2 separate regions of the Homo sapiens genome follow, and region 1 is linked to region 2. A link is an interaction called in ENCODE POLR2A ChIA-PET data of the cell type or tissue named here. Cell type or tissue: GM12878. All regions are shown on one strand. Links, peaks and the distances in the headings refer to the core of each region. The heading gives the core; the rest is flanking DNA.

Region 1 (6,524 bases), core at 1,733-5,732, 58 kb after region 2:
ACCTAATGAAAAAGGAACATACCTAAATACATCTGTTGAAGACTTATAGTACAATATTCGACAAGTGATTCTCTTTCAAGGGTCTAGTTTATGGCCTAAGACAGGAATAGCAGTCTCACGAATCACATTTAACTCATTAGATACATATTTTGTGGAATATTAGTTCAGACTGTCATTATTGTCATCAGTAAGACTTTGACCTATCAGTAAATACAGTGTTTGGCACCCTTGCTATTAGTTCTTTTCTTACCTTTGCCTTTTTTGGGCCAAAGAATCCCATTTCTTTCAGCATTTCTTTCTTTCTTTCTTTTTCTTTATTTCTTTCTTTTTTTTTTTTTTTTTTTTTTAGCTGGAGTCTCACTCTGTCACCAGGTTGGAGTGCAGTGGCGTGATCTCGGCTCACTGCAACTTCCACCTCCCAGATTCAAGCAGTTCTCCTGCCTCAGCCTCCCAAGTAGCTGGGATTACAGGCGCCTGCCACCACACCCATCCAATTTTTGTATTTTTAGTAGAGATCGGGTTTCATCATGTTGGTCAGGCTGGTCTTGAACTCCTGACCTCAGGTGATCCACCCGCCTTGGCCTCCCAAAGTGCTGGGATTACAGGCGTGAGCCACCACGCCCAGCCTCCGTGTTTCTTTAGTGGTGTAATTTTTGCACTCTCAGTCATCTGTCCACCTCCAAATTCTCTGTAGTTCTCATTTCCTTTCAGTAGTGTGATCCTGAACTGGATATAATAGTCTGGTAAAAGGTTTGAACAAGCCTATCATGTTGTACTTGCTTGGTGCTTCCTTTTCAGGGCCTTATGTGTGCAGGTAATATGTTACTTTGTCTTTGTACCCACCCTAATGAATTACACTAAATCCTATGATTTTATTAATGTAACTTTGGATGACACAGTCCTGAGATGGACACCTGTCAAGCTTGAAGGCTCAACCTTGTGAAGCAGTGCCTCTGAGAAAGGCAATGCAACCAGGAGCATAGAGAGATGCTCTAGTCCCGGGTTCAGCATGCTTCTTCTGTAAAGGGCTAGGTGGCAAACATTGCAGGCTTGGCGGAGCTGTAATAGTACGAAAGCAGCTATAGACAACCTGTAATTGAAAGATCATGGCTCTGTTCCAATTAAAACTTTATTTGTGGACACTGACATTTTAATTTCATATATATATATATATATATATATATATATATATTTTTTTTTTTTTTTTTTTTTTTTTTTTTTTTGAGACACAGTCTTGCTCTGTTGCCCAGGCTAGGGTGCAGTGGCGTGATCTTGGCTCACTGCAACCTGCACCTCCCGGGTTCAAGTGATTCTCCTGCCTCAGCCTCCCGCGTAGCTGGGATTGCAGGCGCCCACCACTGCGCCCGGCTAATTTTTGTATTTCGTTTAGTAGAGATGGGGTTTCACCATGTTGGCCAGGGTGGTCTCAAACTCCTGACCTCGTGATCCGCCGGCCTCGGCCTCCCAAAGTGGTGGGATTACAGGCGTAAGCCACCGCACCTGGCCGAATTTCATATAATTTTCATGTGTCATGAAATATGATTTGTCATTTGACACCCCCACCATTCAAAAATACAAATAACCATTCTTAACTTTCGGGCTATATAAAAGCTGGTGGTGGACCGGCCGTGGTGGCTCACGCTGAGGCAGAGAATTGCTTGAACCCAGGAGGTGGAGGTTGCAGTGAGCTGAGGTCGTGCCACTGCACTCCAGCCTGGGCGACAGAGTGAGAATCCATCTCCAAAAAAAAAAGTGGTGGTTGGATTTGGCCTGAGGGCTGTAGTTTGCCTTACTTTACCTCTGCCCTAGACTGGCGCTTTAGAGAGTTGATAGAGCTTGAACTATCAAGAGTCTAGAAGGGGCCCAGTCAGCTTGGGATTCCGTCATTTTCTTTGGGTGATGGGAAATGAGTTCACAGACTGAACCAGCTCCTCCGTACTTCACTTTTCAGCAGCACCATGAGGAATGGAAATAATTGTTCCTCAGGAGTGGACAACAGGCTCCCCACCCTACAGACCCTTAGTGGAGATGGCAGTACCCTACATTTTTCCTGCTTGCCCGTTAATACTTTTCCAGTGAGAATTGTAGGGCCACTTTTAACTCACTTTGTGGTGTTCTTGTCATGTTAACATTTTATAGACTTTAGCACCCACTTTGTGTTCACCCTGCCAACACTGTCTAGTTCACAGTGAACCCAATCATTTTTTATCTTGATGTATTTTTTAAAATGTCTCACTATCATACTTTCAAATACATTTAAAATGTAAGTATGTTATTCAGAGCTTAAAATCTACTTTTAAAGCTTTCCAAATAAAAAAAAGCAACTTAACAAATTGCTCGCTGCTTATTAGCTAAAATGAAATCATGAATGTTCTTGCATAGATTAGAGCCTAATTGATTACCTGGATCTAGGTACATGTGTCGCCTTAAATCATTCAACCTTTCAGTCACTACTATGTGTAAGGCAGTCTGCTAGGTTCCAAGGAATGTGGGGCTAAGTGAATAAGATGCAGCTCCTTACTTTAAGTCTGGCAAGGAAGATGCATTTTTTACGTAGCTTCCACAGTGCATTGTGAAACATGCCATAAGGAAGGGATAAACACTGATGACAAAGTAATTGCCAACTTTTACTAATTTTGTCAAATTTCAGAGAGGTACTCTACTGTGATTCTAGCACTTTTTTCTTGAGTGCCTTCTTAACTCCTTTTTTTTTTTTTTTTTTTAAAGACAGAGTCTCGCTCTGTCGCCCAGGCTGGAATGCAGTGGCGTGATCTTGTCTCACTACATCCTCCACCTCCTGTGTTCGAGTGATTCTCCTGCCTCAGCCTCCCGAGTAGCTCGGATTATAGGCACCTGCCACTGCTACTGGCTAATTTTTCTATTTTTAGTGGAGACAGGTTTCACCATGTTGGCCAGGCTGGTCTCGAACTCCTGACCGCAAGTGATCCACCCACCTCAGCCTCCTAAAGTGCTGGGATTACCGGTATGAGCCACCACGCCCAGCACCTTCTTAACTCTTTCTGGGCTACTTTTGATTTTGGGTAAAATTGTTTGAGATTTCAAGCCGGTTGCAGTGATGTGCACATGTAGTCCCAGCTAGATGGGAGGCTGAGAGACCCTATTTCTTTAAAAAAAAAAAAACAAAAAAAAACAAATTGAGATTTCAAGTAGAGTCCTTATCTTTATCTGATTTATAATTTCTCTAGCTTTTTGAAGATTTTCACATGTAAAAATGATAGTGGATAAATGAGCAGGTGGTCATATTGTTATGCTAGTTTCAGAAGTATCTGATACTATTTATTTTTAAAATGTAAAATACAAGACTACGTAGGCCATTAATCTACTTAGTCCCAACTTTTTTTGTTTTTATTTTTTTAATTGGCAAAAATTGTATATATTTATCATGTATAACATGATGTTTTGAAATATGTATACATTGTAGAATGGCAGCTCCAACTTTTTGAAAGTTGTACCACTCTTTTCTTAGTAGATTCTAATTTTCTCTCTCTCTCTCCTTTTTTATAATTATTTTTTTTTACTCTCTGTTGCCCAGGCTAGAGTAGAGTACATTGGTGGGATCTTGGCTTACTGCAACCTCCATCTCCCAGGCTCAAGTGATCCTCCCATCTCAGCCTCCCAGAGTGTTGGGATTACAGGTGTGAGCCATTGCTCCTAGCCTTAATTTTCTCTTCTCAAAAAATGTTATCTGCCACTGAAGCACACATATAGACAGAAATAATTTGGTTTTGGGATTTGGGGACTGCAAAGCCAAGATTGGTAATTAGCATGTGATTTTAATGCAGTGCCTTTTGCCTCCCTATAGAAATGTAAGTGGACTCCCACTGATAAGATCCTTACCATCAGGTCTTCTTACAACTTATTGTACTTTAACTGTAATCTGTTAACAGATTATGACATTCTTAAGACTTTTTCAGTTCGTTTTTTGTTTTTGAGACAGGGTCTCTGTCGCCCATGCTGCGCACCAGCATAGCCCGCTGCAGCATTGACCTCGCAGGCTCAAAGAATCCTCCCACTTCAGCCTCCATAGCAGGTCGGACCACAGGTGTGCGCCCCACACCCGACTTTTTTTTTTTTTCTTTTTTGTAGAGACTGGATCTTCCAGTATTGCCTAGGCTGGTCTCAAACTCCTGGGCTCAAGTGATTCTCCCACCTCAGCTCTCGAGTACTGGGATTATAGGTGTGAGCTGCCATGCCCAGCAACTTTTTCAGTTTGAATAAATCGTAAATTACATTTACCTTGACTTTCAATAGAGAATATATAAGAATGTAAATTTATGGGAAAATGAATCACATTTTAATTTCTGGGGTCTTTGATTTCATAATTTCATTTAAAGTTCATTTTGAAGCTCATTTTCCCATATTTTTATATTCATGTTTAAGTTAAAATGTAGTAAAACATAACTACATGTTCTTGTTTCAAATTGGGAACTCAATTTGGAAGAGATTCCTTTTAGTCTGAGATTTTAAGATGTTTTAGCAGCAATCTTTTTTTTTTTTTCTTTCCTCGCTCTTGTTGCCCAGGCTGGGGTGCAATGAGGCGATCTCAACTCACCGCAACCTACGCCTCCCAGGTTCAAGTGATTCTCCTGCCTCAGCCTCTCGAGTAGCTAGGATTACAGGCATGCGCCACCTCACCCAGCTAATTTTGTATTTTTAGTAGATAGAGGGTTTCTCCATGTTAGTCAGGCTGGTCTTGAACTCCCGACCTCAGGTCATCCACCCGCCTCGGCCTCCCAAAGTGCTAGGATTACAGGCATGAGCCACCGTGCCCAGCCTTAGCAGCAGTCTTGTAAGATGGTAACTTTTTCACAGTAGCAGCTTATGAAACTTATGATGTGAAATAACTAAACAGACCCCTTCATATTAAGCTTTGCAACCTTTTTAAAAGAAATCCATGCATCATAACTTATTTTCAAAACATCAACTTTATGATATCTATCATATATATTTGCCTAGGTTTTTTGTCTTTTGGTTTTTGGGTTTTTTTTTTTTTATACTTTAAGTTTTAGGGTACATGTGCACAATGTATTTGGGTTTTTTTTTGAGACAGAGTCTCACTCTGTCATCCAGGCTGGAGTGCAGTGGCATGATCTCGGCTCACTGTGGCCTCTGTCTCCCAGGTTCAATAAATTCTCCTGCCTCAGCTTCCCAAGTAGCTGCATTACAGGCATGTACCACCATGCCTGGCTAATTTTTGTTTGTTTGCTTTTTGAGATGGAGTTTCGCTCCTGTTGCCCAGGCTGGAGTGCAATGGCGCGATCTCAGCTCACCACAACCTCCACTTCCTGGGTTCAAGCGATTCTCCTGCCTCAGCCTCCCGAGTAGCTGGGATTACAGGCATGCGCCACCATGTCTGGCTCATTTTGTGTTTTTATAGAGACAGGGTTTGTCCATGTTGGTCAGGCTGGTCTCGAACTCCTGACCTCAGGTGATCTGCCCACCTCAGCCTCCCAAAGTGCTAGGATACAGGCATGAGCCACCGTGCCTGGCTAATTTTTGTATTTTTAGTAGAGATGGGATTTCACCATATTGGCCAGGCTCGTCTCGAACTCCTGACCTCAAGTGATTCCCCCTTCTGCCTCCCAAAGTGCTGGGATTACAGGTGTGAGCCACCGCGCCTGGCCATGTTTTTTTTGTTTTTAAACTAGAAGCTCCAAAAGTTTTTAGTGAAGGCTAAGCTGTCATTGAATTATCCTAGAAATAATGTTTTTTAAATCACTTTATGAGCTGGGCGCTGTGGCTTATGCCTGTAATCCCATGGGAGACCAAGATGGGTGGATCACTTAAGGTCAGGATTTTGAGACCAGCCTGGCCAACATAGTGAAACCCCATCTGTACTAAAAATACAAAAAAATATCTGGGCGTGATGGCAGGCGCCTGTAATCCCAGCTACTCGGGAGGCTGAGGCAGGAGAATCTCTTGAACCCAGGAGGCGGAGGTTGCAGTGAGCTGAGATCACCCATTGCACTCCAGCCTGAGCAACAAGAGCGAAATTCTGTCTAAAAAAAAAAAAAAAATCACTTTATAAATATAGCTGTGGGGCTACTTTCATGCATATGGACTCAAAGGAAGCGCTCCCTAAACTGCATATTCATAAAAGTTAAAAGTAGAATGCTGTTCCTAATAAAAGTCTTTTTTTATAGAAGATTAATTTTTTAATTAATTTTAGTGTTGTGCTAAGGACCATGATGTTTTTCATTTCCTTAAAATTATAAGGTATTTTTTCAGTCTTTGAAGTTATTCATTAAAATTGAGAAAAGAACCCGTAAGCAGTATACAGATCAGAGCATCTTAAAATTTGGTAATTTTTTTTTTTTTGAGACCGAGTTTCACTATTGTTGCCCAGGCTGGAGTGCAGTGGCGCGATCTCGGCTCACCGCAACCTCTGCCTCCCGGGTTCAAGTGTTTCTCCTGCTTCAGCCTCCCAAGTAGCTGGGATTACAGGCATGCGCCACCACGCCCGGCTAATTTTGTATTTTTTTTTTTTTTGTAGTAGAGATGGT
Region 2 (6,524 bases), core at 1,294-5,293:
GATTTCTTCCTGGGGGACTCTCTCAAGGATGAGGTTTTGAAGATTATGCCGGTGCAGAAGCAGACCCGTGCCGGCCAGCGCACCAGGTTCAAGGCGTTTGTTGCTATCGGAGACTACAATGGCCATGTCGGTCTGGGTGTTAAGTGCTCCAAGGAGGTGGCCACAGCCATCCGTGGGGCCATCATCCTGGCCAAGCTCTCCATTGTCCCCGTGCGCAGAGGCTACTGGGGGAACAAGATCGGCAAGCCCCACACCGTCCCTTGCAAGGTGACAGGCCGCTGCGGCTCTGTGCTGGTGCGCCTCATCCCTGCACCCAGGGGCACTGGCATCGTCTCCGCACCTGTGCCCAAGAAGCTGCTCATGATGGCTGGTATCGATGACTGCTACACCTCAGCCCGGGGCTGCACTGCCACCCTGGGCAACTTCGCCAAGGCCACCTTTGATGCCATCTCTAAGACCTACAGCTACCTGACCCCCGACCTCTGGAAGGAGACTGTATTTACCAAGTCTCCCTATCAGGAATTCACTGACCACCTCGTCAAGACCCACACCAGAGTCTCGGTGCAGCGGACCCAGGCTTCAGATGTGGCTACAACATAGGGTTTTTATACAAGAAAAATAAAGTGAATTAAGCCTGAAAAAAAAATTTTTTAAATAAGAATCCGAATATTTCATCATTCACAGAAAATAGATTTTTAAAAAAGAAAGAGTGGACTGGACACAGTGGCTCATGCCTGTAATCCCAGCACCTCGGGAGGCTGAGGCAGGTGGATCACTTGAGTCCAGGAGTTGGAGACCAGCATGGGCAACATAGTGAGACACCCCCCGCCCACTGGCATCTCTACAAAAAATAGACAAAAATTAGCTGGCCATCTTGACACATGCCCATAGTTCTAGCTGCTTGGAAGACTGAGGTAGAACGATCACTTGAACCTGGGAGGTGGTAGCTGCAGTGAGCCATGATCGCGTCACTCTACTTAGCCTGGGCAAGTAAGTGAAACCCTGTCTCCAAAGAGAGAGAGAGAGTAATATATAAGTAGTACTCAGTCCAACTCTGTGGAAGATCACGCATGTGGTCTAAACCAACAATGGATTTAACCTATCATGAAATTATTTTATCTTGTGCCCTAATTTTGAAGAAATAAATAAAAGCTAGTAAACTGGGCTATTCAGGAAACATTTACCTTTAGAACGATCCATTAAAGTGAATAGAAAACCAAACCATGGACACAATAATAGTTACCGCTCACACAGTCTAGGCTGAAAGCCATGGTGCATGCAACCCAGCAACATGGCTTGGGGGCTGAGTAAGGAAGCTGAATTTCAGGGATTGTGTAAACAGGCCTTGGAATGTGTTGACATCAATAGTAATAGCTAAAGTGGTTCCTGAGTCCCCAAATTATTCGTTGGTTCTATCAGGGTTTTCCAGAGAAACAGAGCCAATAGGAGATACACACACACACACACACACACACACACACACACACGGAGTGAAAGAGATTTTAAGAAATTGGTGAAGTGCCGTTGTTGTTTTTGTCTGGGGTAAATACTTGGGGTTCCTCGTCTCATGCCAAGGACACGGACACACACAATGAGTGAGTTTAGGAGCCGAGGTTTACTAGGCAAAAGAAAGAGAAAGGAGAACAGCTCTCTATCTTGCGAGAGAGAGGGAATTCCAAATGGGAAATCTGGCCCAGAATGGGAGTGCTCCGCAGGCTTGCAGAGGTGGTGTCTGATTTGCGTAGGGCCCACAGATTGGTTGGACCAGGTGTGACGCTTACGTAGTGCTCAGGAAGGCTGGCCACCCCATCCTAATCTTATTGTGAAAATGGGCTTTCCATTTGGTGGTCACCATGTTGTCTGCTCCTTACTGTACACATGGCTGGCAAAGAGAAGGGAAGGTGGAGCGCCATTTTGAATTTGCCTAGTTCCAGGTAACATTTTCCTATTGTCATAACTGCCAGCATTCACCCACGCAGGCTTCTGGCTTGCTTGTCTATGTCTGCAGCTCAATTTTACAGGCTGCTCTTTGTTAGAAAAGAAAATGATATGGGGGCTGCTTTTCATTAAAAGGAAAACCTTACCGAGGACTTCCTTCCCCTCACTCTCTGCCTAAATAATTTCTTTTTAACTCCTGTATCATTGGGTCAGATGATTGCAGGGGTTAACAAGTCTGAAATCCATAGGACAGGTCATCAAGATGGAAATTCAAGCAGTTCTTCCATATTATAGTCGTAAGATAGAAGTCCTTCTTCTCAGAGAAACTGCAGTTTTTTCTCTGAAGACCTTAAACTGATTGGATGAGGTTCACCCACAAAGACTATCTCCTTTTCTTCAAGTCAACTAATTGAACATGTTAATTACATCTACAAAATGCCTTCACAACAATATCTAGACAGTGTTTGACCAAATAGCTGACACCATAGCCAAGTTCACACATAAAATTAACCATCACACTGTTTGAGGTTTTTTTTTTTTTTTTCCATTTCATCTGCACAGGCACCTGGCTTCTAGCAGACATTTTCTCCTTGGATCTGGGCACCAGTACATCCCATGCCAGGCCTGGCCCACCACAAGGACCACTGAATGCAGAAGCCCAGCTCCCACTCCCACCCAGGGCCACGAAATGACACTAGGGATGGAAACTGATGTAGGATGGTGCAGCAGAAAGCATTAAGGTGACTGGGATCTCAGAGTTGCTATACCAGGCGTGGACTACTCCTTCCAGACATCTTTAATCTTTATCAGGAAGATGAATAAGCTTCTATTATGATATATAAGTCACTGGGTTTTTGTTTGTTTTTGTTTTCTTTTTTTGTTTTGTTTTGTTTTTGTTTTGAGACGGAGTCTCTCTGTCACCCAGATTAGAGTGCAATGGTACCATCTCAGCTCACTGCAACCTCCCCCTCCTGGGTTCAAGCGATTCTCCCACCTCAGATTCCAAAGTAGCTGGGATTACAGGCACCTGCCATCATGCCCAGCTAATTTCTGTATTTTTGTAGAGATGGGGTTTCACCATGTTGGCCAGGCTGGTCTTGAACTCCTGACCTGAGGTGATCCGCCTGCCTCAGCCTCCCAAGGTGCTGGGATTACAAGCGTGAGCCACCACGCCTGGTCGTGTTTTTGTTTCCTGAGACAGAGTCTCACTCTGTCACCCAGGCTGGAGTGCAGTGGTGCCATCTCGACTCACTGCAACCTCCGCCTCCCAGGTTCAAGTAATTCTCCTGCATCAGCCTCCGGAGTAGCTGGGACTACAGGTACTGCGCCACTATGCCCGGCTAATTTTTGTATTTTTAGTAGAGATGGGGTTTCACCATGTTGGCCAGCCTGGTCTCAAACTCCTGACCTCAGGTAATCCATCCGCCTTGGCCTCCCAAAGTGCTGAGATTACAGGCGTGGGCCACCATGCCTGGCCAGACAGTCCAATATTTTTAAATCAGCCATAAATCTATGCACCGAATAATGTCTCTCTCTCTCTCTCTGACACATACACACATACACACATGCGCACGCGTGCACACCCACACATTGTTACCACTTAGAAGAGTGCCAGGCCCAGATGGTTTCACAGACGATTGCTTTCAAAGCTGCAAGAAAGCAATAACTTCAATACCTCAAAATTTGTTTCAGTAGTTAGAAAAGGACATATGCTTCCTGTGATGGTTAATTTTAGCTGTCAACTTGACTTGATTAAGTAATACACTAGTCTCCCCTTATCCATGGAGGGTATGTTCCAAGATCCCCAGTGGATGCCTGAAGCCACACATGTACCGAACCCTGTACACACCTATGATAACGTTTAATTTATAAATTAGGCACAGTAAGAGATTAACAACTAATAATAAAATAGAACAATTAAACAGTTGAACACAAGCACTGTGATGCTGTGACAGTCACTCGTAACTGAGATGGCTGCTAAGAGACTAGCTAACGGGTGAGTAGTGTATACAACGTGGAAACACTGGACAAAGGGATGAGTCACATCCTGGGAGGGACAGAGTGGAATGCCATGAGATTTCATCATGTTACACAGAACGATGAGCCATTTAAAACTTACGGATTGTTTATTTCTGGAATTTTTAATTTAATATTTTCAGACCAAGGTTGACCAGGAGTAACTAAAACTACAGAAAGCAAAACTGAATAAAGTGGGGAGTCGAGAACCTAGAGAGCTGGTAAAGCATTCTTTCTAGGTGTGTCTGTGAGGGTGTTTTCACAGGAGATTGGCATGTGAGTGGGTGGGCTGACTGAGGAAGATCTGCCCTCAGTGTGGGCGGACAACATCCAATTGGCTGTGGGCCCAGATAGAACCAAAAGGCAGAGAAAAGGCAAATTCTTTTTTTCTCTCTCCTGAAGCTGGGCCATCCTTCTTCTTCTGACCTTGGACATCAGAACTGCAGGCTCCCTGGCCTTTGGACTCTGGGTCTTACATTAGCAGCCCCCAGGTTCTTGGCCTTTGGCCTTGGACTGAGAATTACACTATCAGCTGCCCTGGTTCTGAGACTTTAGGACTTGAACTGAGCCCCACTGTGGTATTCCACGGTCTCCAGCTTACAGACAGTCTGTCGTGGGACTTTTCACCTCCCTAATCTCATGAGCCAATTCCCCTAATAAATCCCCTCTCATATATCTATATACAGTCGCCCCTCATATCTATGGGAGATGGGTTCCAGGTTATGTTGCCCAGGCTGGCCTTGAACTCTTGGGCTCAAGCTATCCTCCCATCTCAGCTTCCCAAGTAGCTAGGACTATCATATTCTTTTTTTTTTTTTTTTTTTGAGACGGAGTCTCGCTCTGTCACCCAGGCTGGAGTGCAGTGGTGCGATCTCGGCTCACTGCAAGCTCTGCCTCCCGGGTTCATGCCATTCTCCTGCCTCAGCCTCCTGAGTAGCTGGGACTACAGGCGCCCACCACCACACCCAGCTAATTTTTTTTTTTTTTGTATTTTTAGTAGAGACGGGGTTTCACCATGTTAGCCAGGATGGTCTCGATCTCCTGACCTCGTGATCTGACCGCCTCGGCCTCCCAAAGTGCTGGGATTACAGGCATGCGCCACTGTGCCCGGCCCATATTCTTTTTTTTTTTTTTTTTTTTTGGAGACAGAGTCTTTTTCTGTCGCCCAGGCTGGAGTGTAATGACATGATCTCAGCTCACTGCAATCTCTGCCTCCTAGTTTCAAGCGATTCTCCTGCCTCAGCCTCCCAGGTAGCTGGGATTACAGGTGCCCGCCACCATGCCTGGCTAATTTTTTGTATTTTTAGGAGACACGGGGTTTCACCACGTTGGTCAGGCTGGTCTCAAACTCCTGACCTCAGGTGATCCACCCGCCTCGGCCTCCCAGAGTGCTGGGATTACAGGCATGAGCCACCGTGCGCGGCCAAACTATATTCTTAAACACATTTTGTTCTGGCTTATTGCTGCATATCAAATAACTCCAAGACTTAGCGTCTTAAAACAATCACTATTTTGTTATATATCCTGTAGGACAGGAATTCTTATCTCCCTGCAGATAGCAAAATCCAGAGATGGTCAAATCCCTGCTATAAAATGGCATAGTATTTGCATATAACCTATGCACATCCTCCAGTACACTTTAAATCATCTCGAGATTATTTATAATATCAATGTAAAGGCTATGCAAATAGTTGTTAAACAGTATTGTTTAGGAAATAATGACAAGGAAAACAAAGTCTATACATGTTCAGTATAAAAGCTTTTTTCCCAGATATTTTCAATCCACAATTAATTGAATTCCCTGATGTAGAAACCCTGGATATGAGAAGCCAACTGTATATATACATATCCTATTGGCTCTTTCTCTCTGGAGCACTCTAACATGCCTTCCAAAACATTTACAAAGCAAATATGATCCTGAAAACAAAATCTACTGTGAATATTGTTGCAAACTTCTAAATAAAATACTAGTAAATTTAATCAAAAAAGTATATTACAATAACAAAACATGGCCAAATAAGGTTTATTCCAAGGATGCAATAAAATTTCAATACTAGGAAATCTGTTGTCATAATTCAGCATATTAACTGGTAAAGCAAAATATGCTCATCTTTATTTTTATTTATTTTTTATTTTTGAGATGGAGTTTCGCTCATTGCCCAGGCTGGAGTGGAATGGTGCGATCTCAGCTCACCACAACCTCCACCTCCCGGTTCAAACAATTCTCCTGTCTCAGCCTCCCAAGTAGCTGGGATTACAGGCATGTGCCACCAAGACTGGCTAATTTTGTATTGTTAGTAGAGACAGGGTTTCTCCATGTTGGTCAGGCTGGTCTTGAATGCCCAACCTCAGGTGCTCCACCCGCCTCGGCCTCCCAAAGTGCTGGATTATAGGAGTGAGCCACTGCACCCAGCCAAAATATGCTCATCTTGGTATGAGCCTGTGATGGTTAATTTTATGGTCAATTTGAGTGGACCCAGATTAAACGTTGTTTCTGAGTATATTTGTGAGGGTGTTTCTGGATGAGAATTGCATTTGAACTGGTGGGCCCAGTAGATTGCCCTCCCCAG

Evidence for each region. ChIA-PET counts read pairs that join two places held together with the same protein. Peaks named below come from ENCODE experiments on the same cell type or tissue, not always from the same donor. Only the 100,000 strongest peaks of a DNase experiment are listed, where the experiment ranks them.
Region 1: POLR2A ChIA-PET joins it to region 2 with 7 read pairs; 24 of 35 experiments call an interaction of 5 or more read pairs at or near these places.

What each region holds. Positions count from the first base shown.
Region 1 is chr2:84,973,501-84,980,024 of GRCh38, forward strand. All of the region lies in intron 1 of KCMF1 (potassium channel modulatory factor 1), which reads left to right. Among named protein-coding and RNA genes, the nearest start is that of KCMF1, 5.6 kb to the left of the region's middle. RefSeq lists enhancers at 934-1,475, 1,476-2,017. In GM12878, for the core only: no CTCF peak of the experiment used is centred there; no DNase peak of the experiment used is centred there; H3K27ac peaks cover 241 bases.
Region 2 is chr2:84,916,066-84,922,589 of GRCh38, forward strand. It overlaps the pseudogene RPS2P17. Among named protein-coding and RNA genes, the nearest start is that of TMSB10, 14 kb to the left of the region's middle. RefSeq lists enhancers at 3,261-3,320, 3,300-4,499, 4,271-4,460 and a cis regulatory region at 3,812-4,400. In GM12878, for the core only: no CTCF peak of the experiment used is centred there; DNase peaks (open chromatin) are centred at 3,556 and 4,226; H3K4me3 peaks cover 692 bases; H3K27ac peaks cover 1,641 bases.